3 separate regions of the Homo sapiens genome follow, and all the other regions are linked to region 1. A link is a contact called in ENCODE Hi-C or POLR2A ChIA-PET data. All regions are on one chromosome and are shown on one strand. Each heading gives the region's core, a stretch centred on a gene start or an enhancer-like site at or near the end of the contact. The rest is flanking DNA. Distances are from core to core; before and after follow the strand shown. Region 1 holds the start of LINC00309 (long intergenic non-protein coding RNA 309). Region 2 overlaps LOC100507006 (a long non-coding RNA gene). Region 3 has its middle 55 kb from the start of LINC00309.

Region 1 (4,508 bases), core at 1,082-3,581:
CTAGGAAACATGCAAACCTAAAAAGGAGGTTTATTGCTTTTTTTCAAGCATAGGAAAAACTAGGTGGCTGAGAATCTTTACAATTTTTGGAGAAAAGAATCTTAACAAAACCACAGGAATGAAAGTGAATAAGAACCTGTTTGTTTGAAGACATCAGAAAAGTGGTTTTTGTCAGGGCTGTTTTCTAGGAGTCAAAAAATATTTGAAAGTAGAATCTATAATTGTGACTCATACAGCAGTGGGTCCTGATTACATAAAAAAGGCACACACGCTCTAGTAGAGCATATTTTTTAATAGAATTTTAAACCCAGAGTACTTTCTCCTTTAAAATCTCTTTTCCAAAATTTGATACCTATTTTGCGTAAGTGTACAGTAAAACAAATTTAGGCTGTCATGATGGAGTCTACTTTCCTCTCTCTTCTACTGAAATCTCCTTTTTGTCATCTTCTTGAAATGGTCATTTTAAGTCACACATAAAAAAACAAAACAAAACAGCAAATAGAAGTTTTATGGGAATGGAAATGATTCACGGAGAGCTGGTTGCAGCAGGGAACTGGGCCTCGCTTGCATCTGGAGATCAGGGCTCTGTAGAGCCAGTACTTGCCCCTGACCCAGCCCCCTTTCCAGCAGTGTTTATATGCTTTCTCTGCTTCAGCTGATCAGAGGATATTCCATTCTAAGCCTTTCATGGGACAATGTTTATGTGATTTTTTTTTTCTTCTTCTTTGTGGGGAGGATTCCTCCCTGCCTCTTGGAGCTTAGCAGCACTAAGAAATGTCATCCTAAGGTCACATTTAGATTAAAACCCAGTAAAACCTGATGGACTTGTTATAGCAAGTGACTGTGAGGGACACTCACAGTATGATGACTGTGGCTTGCTAGTCTACCATGGGGACAGGAATGAGGGTGGGTCACAGGAGGTCCTAACGGGGAGGCAAATCTGCTTTAGCAGCAGCTCGTTTCAAGAGGCTGGGTGTTGCGGCATTAATTCTCCTGGGTTGGGAGCCTGGGCAGGGTGGGTGTCAAGTGGCTCTGGCAACTGGACCCCTTCGGGGTTGCCCTCAGGATCAGGATGAAAAGGGGGAAGTCAGGCTGGAGCAGCAGCGCGGTTCACGCAGAGAGCACCCCAGGCAGCCACGAACTGGCTTGCTCCGTTCAGATTTCTCTTAAACAGCAGTTTTCCGTTTCTGTTCTATGGCCTCTGAGGGAATTTCCCAAATTAACCTTCACTAAGCTTTCCTGAGGGACTGTTTTTGAGCGCTGATGGGGGAATTTCCCCCTTTTGACCACACTGTTGCCCGGAGACTTGTTGCTGCTCTTCATCTGGGGATTTTCTCACTGGCATTTTGCTACTTCCTGTTTCCCAAGAGTCTCTGCTCTCTGGGAACTGAAGATTTATCAAGAGAAGGGGACAAACAGCCTTTAGGAAAAAGGGGAGGAGGGTGTATTTAATACAGTGGTGCTTTTCTTCCCCTCCTTTAGTTCTTTGCTACAGTAACATTGGATTTGAAAATCAGGCCCAGGGAGCTTGCTGAGAGCTTCGGATTGATTACGCTAAACATTCCACAGGAACTTGAGTTGTACGGTGTAATCACAAATCACATAAATGATTGTTTTATTAGAATATCTATCCTCTATTTGGGATGGATAGAAACCCCTGTGTTAAAAGAAACCACTAAAGAAATCATTACTCCTTTTACTTAGTGAAAATGCACTACCACTTGTTGAATGTTTCCTGTGTGTCAGCCATGGCACTGGGGCTTTGCATACATTTCTCGTCTGATGCTAGCAACAACCTGGAGGAGTAGGGCTTATTCAGACTCATTTAATAGATGAGCGAACCAAGCCTCGAAGAGGCTCTGAGAGGTTAACTGACAACCACATTTTCCCGGCTGGTATTAAGCAAAGCTCCAATTCTGTGGATTCCTAAAGCCTATGCTCATATTTACTCAGCTATAAATTTGTATTGAACTGGGGATTTGTTTCATGGGTCTCTTAGGTGCTATTACCAGGAAAGCAGCAGGAGAGACCCCGAGAAGAAGCAGATCCCCAAAACCAGAGGTGAAAATATTTTAGGGAGCAGTATTGATAGTCCTTGGCTTAACCCTGTGCACTTGCCAGGCCCTTTTGCCATGTCACCTGGAAAAAGCTGCTGACTTGAAAGGTGACAGGAATAAATATATTTAAAAAGCTTCAATTGAACGAATTCATTAGTTCTTTCTCTTAGAGAAACTTTCCACCTAACCACTGCTGTCACCTTGCTACTTCCTACCCTAGCTTTGTACATTTTATCAAGGGTATTAGAAATAATTCCCCTGGGGACAGGTCCCAGAATCTCTCTGGCCCTGCTCTGTGGAAGTTGACATCTAGAGAAAATAATGTTCTGGAATTGCTCTACCTCCTTGACTCTTGATGCTCTTAAGCCAGATGAGTGTCTGTGCATGCATGTGTGCACGTGTGTCTGTGTTCTTGTGGTATGAGGTTCTTGGGGGATGGATTATTAGCCACAGTTGACCTTTGCAAAGTTCTCCAAGTATTAAATATTTTCACTTCCACTGGAGGAGTGATCAGCATACACGAGGGGGTGCTGGAAGCAGCTTGGGGAGTGACCTGGCTGTTCCTGGGAGTTCCTGAGGAAAGGGGGTGCAAAATCTGCATTGGTGCCCCCTGCTTCCTGCACACTTTGCAGCAGCTCTTCCTCTCCAGGGTTTGTCTAGGAGGGCTCCTAGCTGTATTGTCTTCATCCACATAGTGAACTCTGATAACCACCAAATGTTGAGAGTTGACTAGTTGCCTAATAGTTTACCTGCATTGACTTAACTTGATCCTCACCCATGAAGGTAGGCAAAATGATTCCGTTTAAAACAAAACAAAACAAAAACAGTGAGAAGACCAAGGCCCTGGAAGGTTAAAATGGCCCAAACCTACCGGCCGGGCGCGGTGGCTCACGCCTATAATCCCAGCACTTTGGGAGGCCGAGGCGGGCGGATCACGAGGTCAGGAGATCGAGACCTTCCTGGCTAACACAGTGAAACCCCGTCTCTACTAAAAATACAAAAAATTAGCCGGGCGTGGTGGCGGGCGCCTGTAGTCCCAGCTACCCGTGAGGCTGAGGCAGGAGAATGGCGTGAACCTGGGAGGTGGAGCTTGCAGTGAGCCGAGATCACGCCACTGCACTCCAGCCTGGGTGACAGAGTGAGACTCCGTCTTGAAAAAACAAACAAACAAACAAACAAACAAAAAATGGCCCAAACTACCTAACTAGTAAGTCAAGGGGTTGAGATTCAAATATTGGTGGGTCTGATTCATAGCTGTAGCTTTATTATGGCCAGGGGTGGGTGAGTGGAGTAAATCTTATTTATTTTTTAATCACTAGGAAACTATATCCTAGCCTTGAAGTTGCAAATATACAGGCTGTTATCATTTCAAATAATCAGGTGGTAGAAAGAGAGCAAGATTCTAATCAGCACAATGCCCAGGCCAGGGAAGGAACGTGGCGCGACCCAGAGGACCCTGGCTTGACCAAAAGTGGTATTTGGAAAAGGGGGCACCGATCCTCTTTTGTGCTAAAGGGGACATGGTTTTCTTATCTTCACTGTTTCCAAGGCATCTTCTTAGTGGTGGCTCTGCAACTAGAGAGGGCTAAACAAGCAACGCCAGGTTTAGGCTTTCATCCCATTGTGCTTGAGAAAAAAACAAGTCTTCCCAAATCTAGTACTTTACAACACTTCATAATTAAGCAGCCAAGAATCTGTCTTTCAGTGTTTGTGCCCAGTCACTGGTACACATTATAATCAAAATCCCTTTTCCCTTCAAAGCAGAGCATCACTGCCTTTCCCACTATTCTCCTGCAGAAGAGCAGGGGAAGGAAGCACCAGGGTCCATCATGGAGGTAAGAGAAAAGTTCTGCTTCCCATGCCCACTATGATGTATGCCTCTCATGTATCACATGGGGTCCAGGCTGAAAGATGTAATGTGCAAGAACCTCGAGAAAAGCACAGCTGTGTCTTGGTGGAAAGAAAGGCACTTCTATCAGGAGTCTGTCCAAGTTCTAATCGTTACCCTTCTCTCCAAGTGCCACATCTTAATCAATTTCAATCCCTTGAATGTTGTCCCTGTTCATTTTGTGCTGCTATAACAGAATACCTGAGACTGGGTATTTTATAAAGAACAGGTTTCTTTCAGTTCTGGAGGCTGGGAAGTACAGGGTCAGGGGCCTGCACCGGGCAAGAGCCTGTGTTTTGTGTTATCCTATAGCAGAAGGCAGAAGAGCAAGACAGTGTGAGAAGGAGAGAGGGTGAGGAAGGGGGCCTGTCTCTTAAAGTCATCTCTTAAAGATCTCACTCCTCAATGCTGTTGGGTAGGGGATTAAGTTTCCAACACATGAACTTTATGGGACACGTTCAAACCATAACAAACATAAAAATCAAACCAAACCATACAAAAATACTCTGAAAATATTTTTTCTTTTCAAATTAGAAATGACATCATGTAGGTTTCTTCATGGC
Region 2 (4,066 bases), core at 577-3,076, 38 kb after region 1:
TGTTCTTTTTGCTTAGAATTACCTTGGCTATTCAGGCTCTTTTTTTGTTCCATATGAATTTTAAAACAGTTTTTTCTACAGTTTAGAACAGTCTTTAAAAATGGTTCTGTGAAGAATGTCAATGGTAGTTTAAAAGAAATAGCATTGAATCTATAAATTGCTTTGGGCAGTATGGCCCTTTTAATGATATTGATTCTTCCTATCCATGAGTATGGAAGGTTTTTCCATTTATTTGTGTCATCTGTAATTTCTTTGAGCAGTGGTTTGTAATTCTCCTTGTGGAGATCTTTCAATTCCCTTGTTAGCTGTATTCCTAGGTATTTTATTCCTTTTATGGCAATCATGAATGAAAGTTTGTTTGTGATTTGGCTCTTGGCTTGACTGTTGTTGGTATATGGGAATGCTAGCAGTTTTTGCACATCGATTTTGTATCCTGAGACTTTGCTGAAGTTGCTTATGAGCTTAAGAAGCTTTTGGGCTGAGACGATGGGGTTTTCTAGATCTAGGATCATGTCATCTGCAAACAGGGATAGTTTGACTTCCTGTCTTCATATTTGAATGCCTTTTTATTTATTTCTTTTGCTTGATTGCTCTGGCCAGAACTTCCAATACTATGTTGAATAGGAGTGGTGATAGAGGGCATTCTTGTCTTGTGCCAGTTTTCAAGGGGAATGCTTCTGCCTTTTGCCCATTGAATGTGATGTTGGCTGTGTGTTTGTTATATATGGCTCTTATTATTTTGAGATATGTTCCTTCAATACCTAGTTTATTGAGAGTTTTTAATATGAAGGGATGTTTTATTAAAAACCTTTCTGCATCTATTGAGATAATCGTGTGGTTTTTGTCTTTAGTTCTGTTTGTGTGATGAATCACATTTGTTGATTTGCATATGTTGAACCAACCTTGCCTCCCAAGGATAAAGCCTACTTGATCGTAGTGGATAAGCTTTGAAAACAAATGATGTTAAATAGATTTTTAAAAAATTAATCTTCCAAATGTCAAGTACCTAACTTAAAAAAAAAACTCACCCATTATTTTGGCAGAGGGGGTTGGGAGAACTAAGACAATATGCCCTAGGTATATTGCTTTTCAATTATCTTAGCTGAGAAGTTAGAAATATAGAAAGTTAGGATTATTGTTTGGAGAACCTAAATGAATGAAACTAATATATCCTTCAGGCTGTGTCTCTTAACTAAAAGGTATCACAGCTTAATCAGGGAGGGGTCATAAACTTAGTGTTGATTCAAGGGGCACTGATAAGCTTTAGGAAGGGCAATAAAACTGACAAAGATGTATTAATTTAGGAAACTTACAGGTGGTGGGTCATCCCTCTTCTACCCCAAGATAGGCTTCATGAGTCCTATTAAAATAACTTTATTTTTATCCCAAAATGAATTTTTGAATCTGCTTAAATAATTGAAGCAAGCTAATGATTGTGAGTTCTGCACCAATTTGTATGTAACAGGTGATTTTGGCTGAGAAGTTTTTGTAACTATTGCCAGTCAACTACCCAGACCATGAACAAACAAACAAACAAATAAGCACTTAATGTGTTCTTGTAGAATAAGGACTAAACTTAAATCCTGCAAAGGCTCAGTAACTCCTCTGTGGTGGAGAATGCTAGCTGTCTGCCAGAATCAGTGCTTCTATTTCCCAGGCTCCTTTGGAGTTTGGGAGGAATTGATTTGGGCAACTTTCATCCTATTTACTTAAGAGTCATCTCTGGCCCTGGACTGTCCTCTTTCCCTTTCTGGATAGCTGGAATAGAGCAGCCCTGGGAGATGCATGTTGAAGATAGCAAGAGACACTGTCTGTACCAGCTCTCAAAGGACTATGTGGCTCAGAGCTGTCTGCCAACCCTGAGCGAGTCATCTAAGACCAAAATATGACAGAGGCAACCTTCTGCATTCTCTGAGTTAGTGGGTCTTCCATCACAGCTACTTAGCCCACTTTGTCTAATGTACCTTCAAAAAACAGGGATTCTGGCAAATTGTGCTGGGGAGTATGACTTGGACCTATGATCTCCCATCTTTGACCCTAAATCTCTGCTTTAGGACTCACAAAGTCCAGTGTGTCTTTGGGCACATGCCTAAGCCTGCAGCACAGATTCCAACTAACCCAGCCACCTGCGTGGAGGCAAAGTCCATCTCACTCCCCAGGTCAAGGCTGAACAGGGCAGGGAAGAGAATGGTTGGCCTCCCCTTGTGAGAGGACCTTGCTGGTTTTGCTCCTATATGGATAAATGAAGCACAGGGGTGGACAAGAAGAATTTGAACTAGATAGGCTGGAGCCTGTTCCTCCTATTATGAGACATGTAATCCACCATAGATAAGAGTGGGGCTTAGTCAGTGTTAAGCTCTGGCCAACTGGTTCAGCCCTTCCTCCCTTGAGGAGCAACAGCAAGTAGTTAGGGAGAAAACATGGAGATTCCCTCTCCATCATTCCCCAGAAGGGAGGACACAGAAGCTCTATAGAAAAGACCTGGTATAGGGAAGTGTATATTGATTAGGGTGGGAGAAGGGGTAGAGAAAATCTTCCCTTTACTCAAACAAGTCAGCTATCAAATGTGCTTTCCGAGTTGATCTGTTGAATGAGCCTAATTGGTGGCATCCACATCAATATTAGAGAATGTTTGCCAAATATGAGAATTTTGGTTTCACTGTTTGGTAATCCTGGCCTTTTTGAGACACACCCTGTGGGAGAGGACACAGAAGCATTGGATAATAGATGCAAAGGTAATGAATCCCCAGGAAACAGAATCTCAGTCACACCCTGTTCTTTCCCATGTCCTGTGACAGGTTCCTGGGTGACTCACAGGCAGGCCCACCCTAACATTTGTGGGGTTTGAGAGAAAAGTATCAACAGTTATTCAAATGTTTTGAATCAAGCTAACAAATTATAAAATATGTGCTATTCTTTGAACCATGAATTGGAATATTTAGAAAAAGCAAGAAAATTGCCTCTGAACACTACTGCAAAGCAATCTTTAATGCAATAGTCTATTCCATTCATGGTACCTGAGGAAAGGTTGGGCAAGTTGTCTTCTCTTGTGTTTTAGCCACTCAAACCCATAAAACCTCTGCAGCAGTGTCCATCTCTGAAGTCCACAGCAGCAAGATCCACATCTCTGATGGCATTTGGATGTGAGGCAAGAGATGTGGGGAACATTTCCCTGAAGCCTGAACAGAGAAGGTCAGGAGATCTGATGTTTAGGGTCAGGGTCTCAGTTGCAAGAGCTGAGGGACAAAGCTGTCCATGTGTTCTTTAACATTATGTCTTTTTTGTGTTTGTGACATGTGGAGTCCTCCAAAGCATGGTCCCCTCTTGCCTGGGCCTAAGGGCAGTATGTCTTGCACATTCTTTTTGGACGCTTACTTGGAAGATTTCTTGCAGTTGTGAATGGAGCCACTCCTGCTCTGCTGTCTGAGACTGTATATGCTGCTCTGAGAGTGAGCTTTCTTCCTAAGGATTCTTTCATTAGCATCCTGAATGGAGGGCGTTGTCTTTTCTAGTTCCTGATAGCCCTCTTTCTAGGGAACAGGGGACAACAGCCCCAGAGTTAGCTCAGGGGCTATTTGGGCAGCATTATCCTTTGTATTATCTGGAAGCATCCTTCCACACCAACAGTCGGCCAGAGCACCCAGGCAGAATCTAGGCATCCAAGTTCTCGACCGCTTCCCCAACTTCCCTTCAGTCCCACATATTTCTTTTTCATTCTTTTCCTTCAGGGCTGACTGAGTCCTCCAGCAAATACACAGGGCTCCTACTCTCCACCCCAGTAGCCAAATACCTGAACTGGGCCTGCAGATTACCATGGCCCCTTCCCCATCCCCCATTTCCACAGTTTATGCTCAACTACATTGTCTCCAAATAATCAGACAACAGGTACAACTGCTTCATAAAGCTGTTGCAATTCCCTAGTGATAAACTCACATCAGCACCAGGGAAGATGCTTGTCTTTCTATTCCCAATGGCTGGAGGGCATCAATCTAACCCTCCCAATGGTTATGGCAAATACCAAATGCTCCCCAATGGGGCTATGTCCTGATAAGTCTATTTAAGTTGA
Region 3 (4,294 bases), core at 1,606-4,105, 55 kb after region 1:
ATGCATGGAGTTAATTCTCTGAATCAACTCCCATGTAGAATGCAATGTTTACTAAGGAAGGCACAATTTTAAAAAGTGCTGAGTTGAAGCATACATTTATATTCCTAAAATTCAACTGCAACTTCAGCGATTGTGTAGAACCTAGACCAACAAAACATTTTTTTTGGTGTTGGGGAGAGCAGTTTATCACTGATATTGTTTAGAATTGCTTGCAGTGGTGATAATAAAAAGCACGCTGGCTTTCAGTGGGTTTTATTATTGTTTTTAAGTCCCTTCCAGGCCATGGACCCCTTGATTGCCTGCCCTGGGGGGTGGACCCATCTTCTTGCCCTGCCCTTGGGACCACACTGCAGTGGAATTAGCTTAAATCATTAGCTTAAATGCCTCCTTTGTCATAAAAACATTGGTGATTCCTGCAGTTTTGTGCACTATTTGTGCTAGCTCTTGTGTAGCCTAACATTTCCGCCTGAATGTTTGCCATTTTGTTCTATTCTGTAACATTGTTTTTGACCTCTAATTTCATTTTGCAATGATCTCAGCACTGGGTTTATCTTTACAAATGAAATGGTGAGAAACGCTTTGCTGAATCTTCACAACTGGTTCAATCACATGGGACAGTGGAATCAGAGACATGAGGTTGCGGGAACCATTATGGGGTTAGAATGGATAAGGGAAAGAGAAAGAAAAAATAGCAGAAGCCATGACTTGCTCTTGTAGGTTTGCTTTGTATGACACTCTTTTTCTTCTGTCACTGCATCAGACAGATATGTTTAGATACACCATGTATTAATAAATGGTTTCCTCGGTAGGGTTAAAAAGCTCCGGTGCCTGAAATTCTACCTGAAATTCTGGTATCTGAAGTTCTGTATATTCCTTTAGGTTAAATATTGTTTTCTATCCATGGGCCTTTGTAAAGTAACTACCTCTGGGAGAAGTAACACATCAAATCTTTAACACTTTAGTATAAATGAGCATATGAGATTGATTCCTCTATTATCTGATCAGCAGGCTGGGAACCCTTGGTATGCAGTCATGGAGACACCTCTAAACTCAGCCTTGAATGTATATCTTTGCTTTAAGAAATTCCAACTCCTACTTGGAGGAAAACAACAGAAAAAGACCCCCTCTGTTGATGATAGGTCTGAAGGAACTTCTTATGTAAAGGATAGCCATATTTTAATTTTATTTCTTTCCCAAGAACAAGAACCTTCTCCTGACCTGCAACACAGCCCCTCACTTTGTCCATAGAGTGCTGGAGGCTTCGTGCTATCATTTGTGTCTCATTTTTATTCTATTCACATATGTCTAGGGAGTGGGTCCTTTGAGATTTCTTCTTGGCTCTGCTTCAGGCTCCATAATAGCAATGGATCCACATTTCTTAATACAGTGAGGGCAGGTGGCAGCAAGCCAAAGCTGCCTCCGGGTGTATGTGTGCAGGAGTGGTGTTTTCAGCATGCATTGAAAAATCAGGAGCCAGCCAGGACAAAAGCCCAGAGTGACAGTGTGGCCCTCAGAAGGATGCCTGCACCAAGTTAAAAAAAAAAAATCATTTTTTTCTATTGAATTCAGTTAAGATTCTGTGCCAGGTTTTGTTCCTAGGAGCATCGTGTATGGGTGCGTGTGTGTGCCCACGTGCACACGGCTAGTTGCTCACACAGCTGCTACCTGATAAATCACAGAGGCAGGTTGTAGAAGTTGAACCTGGAGAGTGTTCAGAAGGTGGCTGAGGGTGTGTTCACACAAGGCTATCAAGGGCAAATGAAGTGGCCCTGACCTTGTTAGTAATTTGTCTCCTCTCAAGGCTTTCAAATATATTTGTGTCATTATATACCCTCAGGACATTCATTAATTGCCTATCTGGATGATTCTGTTAATAACATGTATTTATTCCAAACACAAGTTGTTAATAGGAAATACTAAAACAAATGTGAATGTGGAATGTTTTTCGTTATTCTAGAGTATGGAACCACATATATAAATGTGGTACCACATGCATTCATACTCCATTTCACAAGCCATTGTCCCTCAGTACATGTAATAGTGTTTTCCTAGGAATGTGTGTCTAATTTAAATAGTTTTAAATAAAATCATACTTTTTTTTTTTTAGACAGGGTCTTGCTCTGTTGCCCCGGCTGGAGTGTACTGGTATGATCTTGATGCACTGCAACCTCTGCCTCTGGGGCTCAAGTGAGCCTCCCACCTCAGCCTCCCAAGTAGCTGTGACTACAGGTGTGTGCCACCATGCCCGGATAATTTTTATATTTTATGTAGAAACAAGGTTTTGCCATGTTGCCCAGGCTGGTCTTGAACTCCTGAGCTTAAGCCATCTGCCTGCCTCGGCCTCCCGAAGTGCTGGGATTACAGGAGTGAGCCCCTGCACCTGGGCAATAATCATACTTTAATCTCTCTAAAAATTTAGAGTTCCGGTTGCAAAACTTCCCTTTCTGCAAAGAATGAGTTAAGAATGAGAGGGTCATTGGCCGAGTCATTTTCCCTCTGTGGGCTTAGTAGTCTCATCTATAAAAGAGGGTGAGTGTAATGAAAGATTTCTAAGATCCCTTTTCAGCTTTATCATTCTGGGTTCTAAAAACTGTTTTGTAGTGTGAATAATCACTTCATAATGTGCCCATCATCTTTTAAAATCTGAGATTTTTACTCTTGGCTGCCTTAAGAGGGGTTCAACTGAATTGGGACTAGCAGGTTGTCTGAATTCGTTACTCATCTCCTTTATTCTTTTGGGATGAAGTGGAACAAGTGTTAAGTGATAAAGCTATAAAAGCACACACAGATCAACAGGAAGACAGAGACAGGAAGAGAAGTGGAGACGCGTCAGCATTTTCCCGAGACAGCTTGATCTCGGAAAGCAGAAGTGGAAGTCCCTGTTGTTGGCTCACAGCTTTAGCGCACTGACCTGTCGGTCACAAGCCTTTCCTGGAACCTGGTGGGTTTCAAATGCAAGTGGCTGTGCTGCGGGTGTCTGTGCAGGAGAGGAGTCTGTGAACTGTATGAGTTACAGGAGGTTAATCCACACGGTCAATGCTGGGGCAAGGCCCTCCCATCTTCACCCTGTGAAATTGTCCCCAAACCAAAACATTCATTGAATGAGTTTTTTCTTAGTATTTCTATTGTGGGAAATTAAAAGCCCTTTCCTTGCTGATGGTAAAAATTAGGTAATTTTGTGGCATCAGTGGCTTTCGGTAGTGTAAACCTACTCTTGGAGCAAAGGTCTATTGGCTAAGAATATTTATTAATATATTTTGAAGAGAATTGACACAGGATCAAAGGCTGTTTTATGTATAATCATTTCAAAAACCATAAACCTGTTATTAATTGTTTTAATAACTCTTATATCATCAATAAACATACCTTGGCTATATTTTACCTACATAATTTTGGCTGAATTGATGGGAGTAAATACTACAAAGGTACAGTCTAACCTGGAGTGGGATATACTCCTGAAAATACTGTCAAATTTCAGCGTTCTCTAGATACCTCATTATTTATCAAAAGTTAATAATTAGGGATCTAAAGCCACCATATGATATTGTCACAAAAGTGGTAACTAAACCCCACATCCAGTAACAAGATAATTAAAACCTAAATCTGAATATGGGAGAAAATAGAGTTTAAAGGGAAGTGTGTAGAAGAGGTGCTAGGAAGTTACTGAAGGCAAATTCCACTTGCTCAACAATTCTCCTGTGGACCACGGTGGTAGCCATCAGAGTGGGACTGGAAAGACATGGCACACCATATAAATGTTAGCAGGGCGCTTTGTAAATTGAATATATTTAGTGTCTATTGAACGTTTAGTCTGAGGGTCCATTTCTACCTGCCTGCCTTGAGGTCTTGTTCTCAGTGCTGCTCAGTCGTGACACATGACAGAGGTGTGGCTGAGATCAGCTAGGACCCCAGCTAACTCTCCTGCTTTTCCCAGCTGCACTCTCAGTAGACCTTCTTTTCTAGTCTCCCAGGCTTAATTGAAGCTGTTGTTTTGCTCTTGGATCCATTCTTCCTTCAAATCTATGAAAAAACTACTCGAAAGAAGATTGTGAGCTCTTGCTGCTCCTGATCCCTGAGCAGGAAAGGTGACTCTAATATGATTAATGAGCTCAGCTGGACTTTGCCCCCTGACCTAAGTGATGATGTGGGCTCCCGAGAACATTTAGAGGAGGAGCAGGAAGAGCTCCAGCATGCTGTGATGTCAGATGCCCTCCTGGAAAGGTCTGGGCCTGGAAGAGGCACTCTATCCCAGCAGGATCCCCTGTCAGAGTGTGACAGAAACATGCGGAAGGGG

What was found. A loop is a pair of places that touch in the nucleus more often than their neighbours do. ChIA-PET counts read pairs that join two places held with the same protein, here RNA polymerase II (POLR2A). Pooled maps may share reads with other maps.
Region 2: a map of left lung shows a loop between it and region 1 (7-fold over the local background). The contact joins the enhancer-like site here to the promoter of LINC00309 in region 1. A Hi-C loop is called at or near these places in 1 of 168 maps with a recorded cell type or tissue (left lung) and 1 of 50 pooled maps. POLR2A ChIA-PET finds 5 or more read pairs at or near these places in 9 of 52 experiments (H1, MCF 10A, OCI-LY7 and 5 more).
Region 3: a loop to region 1 is called in a map of IMR-90, with 2.0 times the contacts of the local background. The contact joins the enhancer-like site here to the promoter of LINC00309 in region 1. A Hi-C loop is called at or near these places in 10 of 168 maps with a recorded cell type or tissue (B cell, CD14-positive monocyte, CD8-positive, alpha-beta T cell and 7 more), 15 of 37 single-sample maps with no recorded cell type and 15 of 50 pooled maps. POLR2A ChIA-PET finds 5 or more read pairs at or near these places in 9 of 52 experiments (B cell, GM12878, H1 and 6 more).

Annotation. Positions count from the first base shown.
Region 1 is chr2:64,203,154-64,207,661 of GRCh38, forward strand. It overlaps LINC00309 (long intergenic non-protein coding RNA 309), which reads right to left and starts at 2,332. Exons shown (of 6, transcript NR_033837.1): 1 at 137-2,332. RefSeq lists an enhancer at 1,097-1,426.
Region 2 is chr2:64,241,510-64,245,575 of GRCh38, forward strand. The region is part of intron 2 of LOC100507006 (a long non-coding RNA gene); the gene reads left to right. Among named protein-coding and RNA genes, the nearest start is that of LINC00309, 38 kb to the left of the region's middle. Within about 2 kb of position 1,827, at least 2 of the 41 ENCODE cell types and tissues checked have a DNase peak (open chromatin) inside an H3K27ac peak, as active enhancers do.
Region 3 is chr2:64,258,121-64,262,414 of GRCh38, forward strand. No RefSeq gene overlaps it. Among named protein-coding and RNA genes, the nearest start is that of LINC00309, 55 kb to the left of the region's middle. RefSeq lists an enhancer at 2,574-2,753. Within about 2 kb of position 2,856, at least 18 of the 41 ENCODE cell types and tissues checked have a DNase peak (open chromatin) inside an H3K27ac peak, as active enhancers do; they include B cell, CD14-positive monocyte, GM12878 and 1 more, where a contact is called at or near this core.